Linked DNA regions of Homo sapiens: all the other regions are linked to region 1. The links are chromatin loops, found by intact Hi-C in ENCODE. Cell type or tissue: HCT116. All regions are shown on one strand. Region 1 has its middle 4.9 kb from the start of SLC29A3. Region 2 overlaps CDH23 (cadherin related 23). Region 3 has its middle 40 kb from the start of SPOCK2.

Evidence for each region. A loop is a pair of places that touch in the nucleus more often than their neighbours do. Peaks named below come from ENCODE experiments on the same cell type or tissue, not always from the same donor. Only the 100,000 strongest peaks of a DNase experiment are listed, where the experiment ranks them.
Region 2: it touches region 1 in a loop (2.7-fold over the local background); 39 of 110 quality-filtered maps call a loop at or near these places.
Region 3: a loop joins it to region 1, with 11 times the contacts of the local background. A loop is called at or near these places in 20 of 110 quality-filtered maps.

The regions. Positions count from the first base shown.
Region 1 is chr10:71,313,070-71,315,569 of GRCh38, reverse strand. No RefSeq gene overlaps it. Among named protein-coding and RNA genes, the nearest start is that of SLC29A3, 4.9 kb to the left of the region's middle. In HCT116, a CTCF peak has its summit at 1,130 (motif pointing left); a DNase peak (open chromatin) is centred at 1,099.
Region 2 is chr10:71,608,304-71,610,803 of GRCh38, reverse strand. The region is part of intron 9 of CDH23 (cadherin related 23); the gene reads right to left. Among named protein-coding and RNA genes, the nearest start is that of CDH23-AS1, 98 kb to the right of the region's middle. In HCT116, a CTCF peak has its summit at 1,439; a DNase peak (open chromatin) is centred at 1,443.
Region 3 is chr10:72,047,544-72,050,043 of GRCh38, reverse strand. No RefSeq gene overlaps it. Among named protein-coding and RNA genes, the nearest start is that of SPOCK2, 40 kb to the left of the region's middle. In HCT116, a CTCF peak has its summit at 1,319; a DNase peak (open chromatin) is centred at 1,333.

The DNA.
Region 1 (2,500 bases):
GCCAAGGCGGGCAGATCACGAGGTCAGGAGTTTGAGATCAGTATGGCCAACATGGTGAAACCCCATCTCTACTAAAACTACAAAAAAAAAAAAAATAGCTGAGCATGGTGGTGGGCACCTGTAATCCCAGCTACTCGGGGTGCTGATGCAGGAGAATTGCTTGAACCCAGGAAGGCGGAGGGTGCAGTGAGCCGAGATTGCGCTACTGCACTCCAGCCTGGGCAACAAGAGCGAGACTCTGTCTCAAAAAAAAAAAAAAAAAAGATAGAAAGAAAAAGAAAAAGAAAAGAAAAAGCACCTTGTTTCTCCTTGGTTTGGAAATGCCCTGAAAGGTTCTGAGTGCTGGCAGAAGCCATCCCAGTATCACAAGAGGACCAGCTCCAGGCCCAGGGAACTGGAGGATGAGATGCCAAGGCTGGCCAGGGTGGCCGATAGGGAAGCCTCTTGGCTTGGTGGTCAGAACTGGGCCCTGGAGCCAGACAGACCTGGGCTAGGATGCTTTTTATGTGGCCCTACGAAGTCAAGCCTCAGTTTTCTCATCTGTAAAGGGGGTGAGAATAACAACCTAACAGCCTTCTAGGAGGCACAGAGTAGGTGTATGGATTGCTGTTAAAGACGGTGAGCCAGAGGACACAGCTCCCGCTCTGCCTCCAGCCCCCTGACGGCCGCCCCCATCCCGTAGAATCCACCACACACCATGAGGTCGGTGCAATTGTCAGCCCCGTTTAGCTTATGCGGAAACTGGGGCACAAAGAGGTTAGTACCTCATTCAGAGTCACACAGCTAGTCAGCGGCAGAGCCAAAATTCACATGGTTGCCTTTCTGCCTCCAGAACCCACCCAGGAGACTCCATGAAAAGTGGTTGGGAGTGGGGGTCACACAAGCCCTCATCTTTAAGACTGGAGCCCTACAGGCTCTCCTCTTCTTCTCTTCCCCAGGGTCTGTTGACCTGCAGGCGACATAACAATCAGGAAGAGTCAGAATATTTTTCACAGGCTCCTTTTGGGGGAGGGTGCGGGGCGTTGGGGCGGGGGGGCGGTGCGACGGGCGGAGCGGAGAGCGCCAGGCATAAGGCTCATGGGCCGATGCTGCCATCTCGTGGAACTTCTCTATCAGTGCAATGCTCACAGATTGGGGTCACTCACTCACTACGGTCTTTCTTTCCAGGGTTACTGGATACCCGTGCGAGGCACGAGGATTCTGAGAGATAGGGTTAGTAGTTATGGTGATAAAGCCATAACTACGGACTCATAACTTCTCTGCTTCCACATCACTAATTTATTTTTTAAGAGCCAGGGTATTGCTCTGTCACCCAGGCTGGAGTGCAGTGGCATGATTGTAGCTCACAGCAGCGTCCAGCTCCTGAGCTCAAGTAATCCTCCCGTCTCAGCCTCCCCGAGTAGCTGGAACTACAGGTGCAGGCCACCACTCCCGGCTAATTAAAAAAAATTTTATTCAGAAATGGGGGTCTCACTATGTTGCCCAGGCTGGTCTCAAACTCTTGGCTTCAAGTGATCCTCCCACCTTAGCCCCCCAAGATGCTGGGATTACAGGCGTGAGCCACCACGGATGGCCCACATCACTGATTCGAATTCCAGTCCCCTTTCTGATTCTAGCCACCTCTCCTTGCTGTGTGCTGGTCAGTGGCTCCCTCCAGGAACGTTCTGGACTTCCGGGAGATGCCAGCACTGACTCCTCTGTCTTCCCTTCATCCATCAAGCATGTCCTTCCTTCTATCTTCAGGCAGCTTAGATCCCAAGGTTCACCATGTCAGTAACATCTTCGCAGTACCCTGAACTCCCATGTCCCTCATCTCCCCGTGGCAGCGTGGGCCCACCCTGGGGGAGCCCAGCTACAGCTGACAAATGATCCTCACTGGAGAGTCCCCAGCAGACCAGCGAGTCTGCTTGGAACTCACAGTTATCAACGCCAGATGGGCCTGAGGATTCCCTGCAGTTCTACCACGTGTCTTGGCTCCTGCTTGCTGTAAGAACTGTTGCCATCTTCCTCCTCCACTTGGCCCAGGGCCCTGAACACATCCCTCCCGGAGATGGTCTTTACGGAGAAAACAGAGTCCACCAGTTAGGGATGTTCCCATTTGTCAGCGCCAATCTATCTCTTGCTCCACAGTTACAACAGGGAAATTGCTCCACGTCCCCTCCCCGTTTTTCTTTGGTATCCTTGTTTGGGTTCTTTTTATGGAAGTACCACCTACATAGAGACTAGTGTGCAGATCGTAAGTGTAGAGTTCATGAATGATCACAGAATGGTGACGTCTGTTCCACCAGCACCCGGAACAAGAAAGTGAACGCTCTTAAAGCCCCAGAAGCTGCTCTCCTCTGATTACTATGTGTACAAAACAAACGACCCCCAAATGTAGTGGTGCCAAAAAAAATTTGTTATGGCACAGATTCTGTGGGTTGGGAAATGGACAGGGCAGGATGAGCATGCCTTGTCTCTGTGCTGCGCCCCCACTCGCCCCCCATGGCTGTGGCCTCGG
Region 2 (2,500 bases), 300 kb before region 1:
CTAGGAGCTCCAGGAATCAAGACCTTTTCAGATTTGCAAGAGAGAGGCTGGGAGGAATGAATCATGTGTGAAAGGCTGCTGGGCAGGGGTCGGGGGGTGGGGATTGCAGCCTTCATTCTCCTATTTATTAAAAAGTAGCAGCCACTACTTATCAAACACTTACCATGTACCAGGCACTGAGCTAAGCTGTTTGCACAATCACATCACCTATTCGTTGCAACCACCTTATAAGAAGATATCCCATCTTCTGTGTGAGAAAGCAGGCTCAGAGATGCTCAATAACTTGCCTAAGGTCACATGGCTAGCAAGTGGCCAGCTTGGACTTAGATTTACATTTCTTTTTCTCTCCCTGCAAGCATTCGCCTTCCACACATTTGTGCACATTCTGCACCTGGCCCTGTGCTATGGGGCAAGGAAATAGGATGAGGCAAATAAGAGATCATCATCCTTCATAGAGTGGAGTGTCAACAAAGTGGCTTCTTCCTCAAGAGGGAGTCCTAGGGCTGGGCACAGTGGCTCATGCCTGTAATCCCAGCACATTGGGAGGCCGAGGTGGACAGATTACTTGAGGTCAGCATTTCAAGACCAGCATGGCCAACACAGTGAACCTTATCTCTATTAAAAATATAAAAATTAGCCGGGCATGCTGGCAGGTGCCTATAATTCCAGCTACTCGGGAGGCTGAGCAGGAGAATTGTTTGAACCTGGGAGACGGAGGTTGCAGTGAGCCAAGATCATGCCACTGAACTCCAGCCTGGGTGATAGAGTGAGACTCCGTCTCTCTCTCTCTCGTCTCTCTGTCTCTCTCACACACACACACACACACACACACACACACACACACACACACACGGGGGAGTCCTTACACATTCTGGAAAGTTCTAGATAAATTCCTCCATGGTAGAGTTTTACATAGCAGCAGAATGTCCATGTTGCGATGTCTTCCAGGTAGCTGGGGAGGTGGCCTACCATGGGGACTGGTGGGGGAAGGTAAGGCAAGAGACAAGAGCTGTCAGCACAATGGGGCTGGTGACGTTCGTCAGACACTGGGAAAAAGCGCACCAGGCGAGGCTGCTGTTTATGGCACATGTATAATTGGACGAGTATAACCAGGAATATTTAGAAGGTAGTGAAGGAGACAGAGAAGCAATGGCCAGAGAGGTAGATGGGAAACCAGCCTAGTGCCGGGTGCCCAGAGTCAGGGAAGGAGGCAGTCTTGAGAAAGAGACGGTCTGCAGGGTCAGATAGAGCAGAGAGCTCAGGAAGAGGAAGGTCTGGCAAAGGCCACTGACTGGGTCTTCAGATGTCCCCAGAGTCAGACTTTAAGATACTGAGGGACGGTGGGGCAGGGATGTGGGGACAGTGAGCACAGGTCCTGAGGTGCTGCTGCCCAGAGTTTGGTGTAAAAAACAAGGCAAGAGGCTGAGTGGCAGCTAGAGGGCGCCGCAGAGTCAAGCAAAGGACTTCTGCTGTTTTCTAGGTGGTCGGAGGGAGAGGGAGAGGGAGAGGGAGAGAGAAGTGGACTGGGAGGGGCTGCAGCAGGGGGTAGAAGGTCTGATGTTGGGGCGGGGCAGTTCTCTCTCTTCGAGCCATGTGGGGCAGGGGGAGCTTAGGCTTATCCCCCTACCTCTTTCTTCCTCCAGGCTGGAAGGCTACCCCCCTTCACGCCCCCTGCCCCACCTGCAGCATCGCCCCTCCTGCCTGCTGCCAAATCTCATCATTCCCACATCTTGTCCCCTTGTTATCTCACTGGCAGCATCTTGAACCACAGCAGAGCTGGGTCTGGGCGAAAAGCAGTTTAGTGAGTGGCCGATGGTGCGTGCGGGAACACAGGCTGATGACTTTCAATTGCTTTGTCTGCTCCGCTGGGCTAACAGCCCCTGAGTCCTGCCTCTGCTCTTCTGCACTCAGAGTTAAAGGAAAGCCTAAGGCTCCCCACTCGGCCTGGGAACTGCCCTTTCTGAAGGTCCAGTATCACCTGCTATAGGAAGCCCACCCGCATCTCTCGCCTGGAGGCTCTGCCACCTCTGGCTCCTCTGAGCCCTTGAGTGCTGGGCTCAGAACTCACGAGGCAGCTGCCCTGTGCAGTGCGCTTCTTTAATTCTCATGCCTGGAGACCCAGCGTGGCCTTGAGGATAAGGGCTGGGGTCTCATGCTGCAATCTCTGGCAGTCCCCAGAACAGCGCTCATTATATATTTGTTGGATGGCCTGAAGTTTCTCTTCCTCCCTCTGCAGCAATTCCAAAGGGTCAACCAGTATGTAAGAGGCAGCGGCATACTTGGGGCCTAGTCCTGTGTTGGGGCCGCAGGGGAGAGAAGAGAAGAAAAAAGCCATGGCTTATGAGGAGCTCGGGATCTTAGGAGCTGGGCCTAAGCAGCCATCTCTTTAAATGGCAGTGTCTGAATGGAGGCAGGAGGCTGGATGAGATTGACCTGTGCGATCCTGATCTCCACTGTGGCCTCTGACTTGGTCACCTGGCCCTGCCCAGGTCCAGCGTCA
Region 3 (2,500 bases), 730 kb before region 1:
TATAGACTCTAGCCTGATTTTGTGTTGTTTGTGTTGTGTACCGGTTTAGCAGAAAGAACTTTCCAATGATTAGTCCATCACTCAGCTGGGAGATGTGAGCTCTCCCTCCCTTGAGGCTTTAGAGCAGAGGCCTGTTTGCGGGATGTTGTAGAAGGGCAAGGGTTTCCTGGGGATTGCATGTTGGTTTTCTAGGGCTGTCATGAGAAATGACCATACACTGGGTGGTTTAAAACAACACAAATTTATTCTTCCACAGTTCTGGCAGCCAAAAGTTCAAACTCAAGGTGTCAGTGGGGTTGGCTCCTTCTTGAAGTTCTTGGGGAGGATCTGTGCCAGGCCTGTCCCCAGCTTCTGTGTTTGCCAGCCATCCTTGCATTCCTGGACCTGCAGATGCCTCACTCTAGGCTGTCTCCATTTCCATATGGCCTTCTCCTCTGTGCCTGTCTATCTTCCTCGTCTTCCTCATTCTTCTTCTTCTCCTCTTTCTCCTTATCCTTCTTCTTGTCCTCCTTCTTCTTCTTTTTCTTTCTTCTTCTTTTTTTTTTTTTTTTTTTTGAGACAGGGTCTCATTCTGTGGCCCAGGCTGGAGTGCAGCGGTATGATCATAGCTCACTGTAACCTCAAATTCCTGGGCTCAAGTGACCCTCCTGCCTCAACCTCCTGAGCAGCTAGGACTACAGGTGTGAGCCACCAAGCCTGGTTAATTTTTAAAAATTTCTGTAGAGACTGGGTCTTGCTATGCTGCCCAAGCTCATCCCAAACTCCTGGCCTCAAGCAATCCTCCTTCCTCGGCCTCCCAAAGCATTGGGATAACAGATGTGAGCCACTGCACCCAGCTGGTATTCTCCCTCTTCCTATAGAGACATAAATTGTTGGATTTAGGGCCCACCCCAAATCCAGTATGATTTTATCTTCAGGTGATTTACTAATTACATCTGTAAAGATCTTATTTCTAAAATAAGGTCACATTCCAAGGTTCCTGGCGGACACAAATATTTGGGACTTATTATTCCGCCCACTACAGGGATTGTGTGCTGGAGAAACTGAACATAAACCACAGAGGCCAGACGGGTAACTGGAGAGTGCGGGTCTCTGCCTGTCATTGTCAGACTTGGCTTTCCAAAGAAGCCAGAAATCTGGATTTGTACGTAAAATATCTAGATTTTTAAATGCTGGTAACATATTAAGAACCTGGTCCCTATATTCATGCTTTATAGATAGCACATCTATAGGTCGCATTCAGCCTGTAGAGCAACCAGTTTGTGACCTCTAGTGGAAGCTCTAAAACTTGGCTTCTGTGAGCTCAGAAAGACAGCACGGACCTATGCACTTCTGCCAGTAGCCACCAGAGGGCGTGCTAGGCATTGCGTCAGAAAACGCCTCTGGCAACCAGGCCCAGGAGGTGGCCAGGGAAATCCAACGGAGGTTTTTCAAGTCAGGGAGTGGATGGGATCGGGGGAGGTCTGGGATTAGGCTAATGACCAAAATTCATTCTATTTAACATTTACTCTTCCATAATTGTCTCTTAATCTTTTATGACTGGTACCCCTTGTCCACTAAAGATACCTGCTCCCTTGGCAGACAAAACAAGTTCAAAAACAGCAAAAGAATACTACAGGGAAAAGAAAGGAACAGCCAACAATAACCATTTGAAGACTTTTCTTGATTATGAATCAATCAATTAACTTAAGAAAATTGACACATGGCTGGGTGCGGTGGCTGACGCTTGTAATCCCGGCACTTTGAGGGCCGAGGTGGGCAGATCACTTGAGGTCAGGAGTTTGAGATCAGCCATGGCTAACATGGTGAAACCCCATCTCTGCTAAAAATTCAAAAATTAGCCGGGCATGGTGGCATGCGCCTGTAATCCCAGCTACTCGGGAGGCTGAGGCAGGAGAGTCGCTTGAACCTGGGAGGTGGAGGTTGCAGTGAGCTGAGATTGCACCACTGCACTCTAGCCTGGGTGACAGAGCAAGACTTCGTCTCAGAAAACAAACAGATAAACAAACAAACAAACACCCCTCATGTACCCACCCCTAGCTTCAACAATTAGCAACTCATGACAAATCTTGGTCCCTCTATGTACTTTTTGTTTCTTTGCTGGAATATTTTAAAGCAAATCCCAGGCATTGTATAACTGTATCCCAAAATACTTTAGATAGACACATTGTTTTATTTGTTCTTTTATTGTTGCTGTTGTTCTTTGTTTTCCACCAGAGAACTAACTCACAGCTAACTCTCATCCAACATGGGCGGATGAGAGCCCCTCTTAACTCGTCTCAGCCTCAGCTGTCTTAGGGGTGGGAGCAAACACCTTTTCCATAATTTCCATCTGTAGGTCCACTTTTCTGTTTTCCACCTTTTAAGAAATTTTTTAATGGAGATGGAGGTCTCACTATGTTGCCCAGGTTGATCTTGAACTTGTGGGCTCAAGTGATCCTCCTGCCTCAGCCTCCTAAAGTGCTGGGATAACACGTGTGAGTCACAGTGCTCGGCCTCT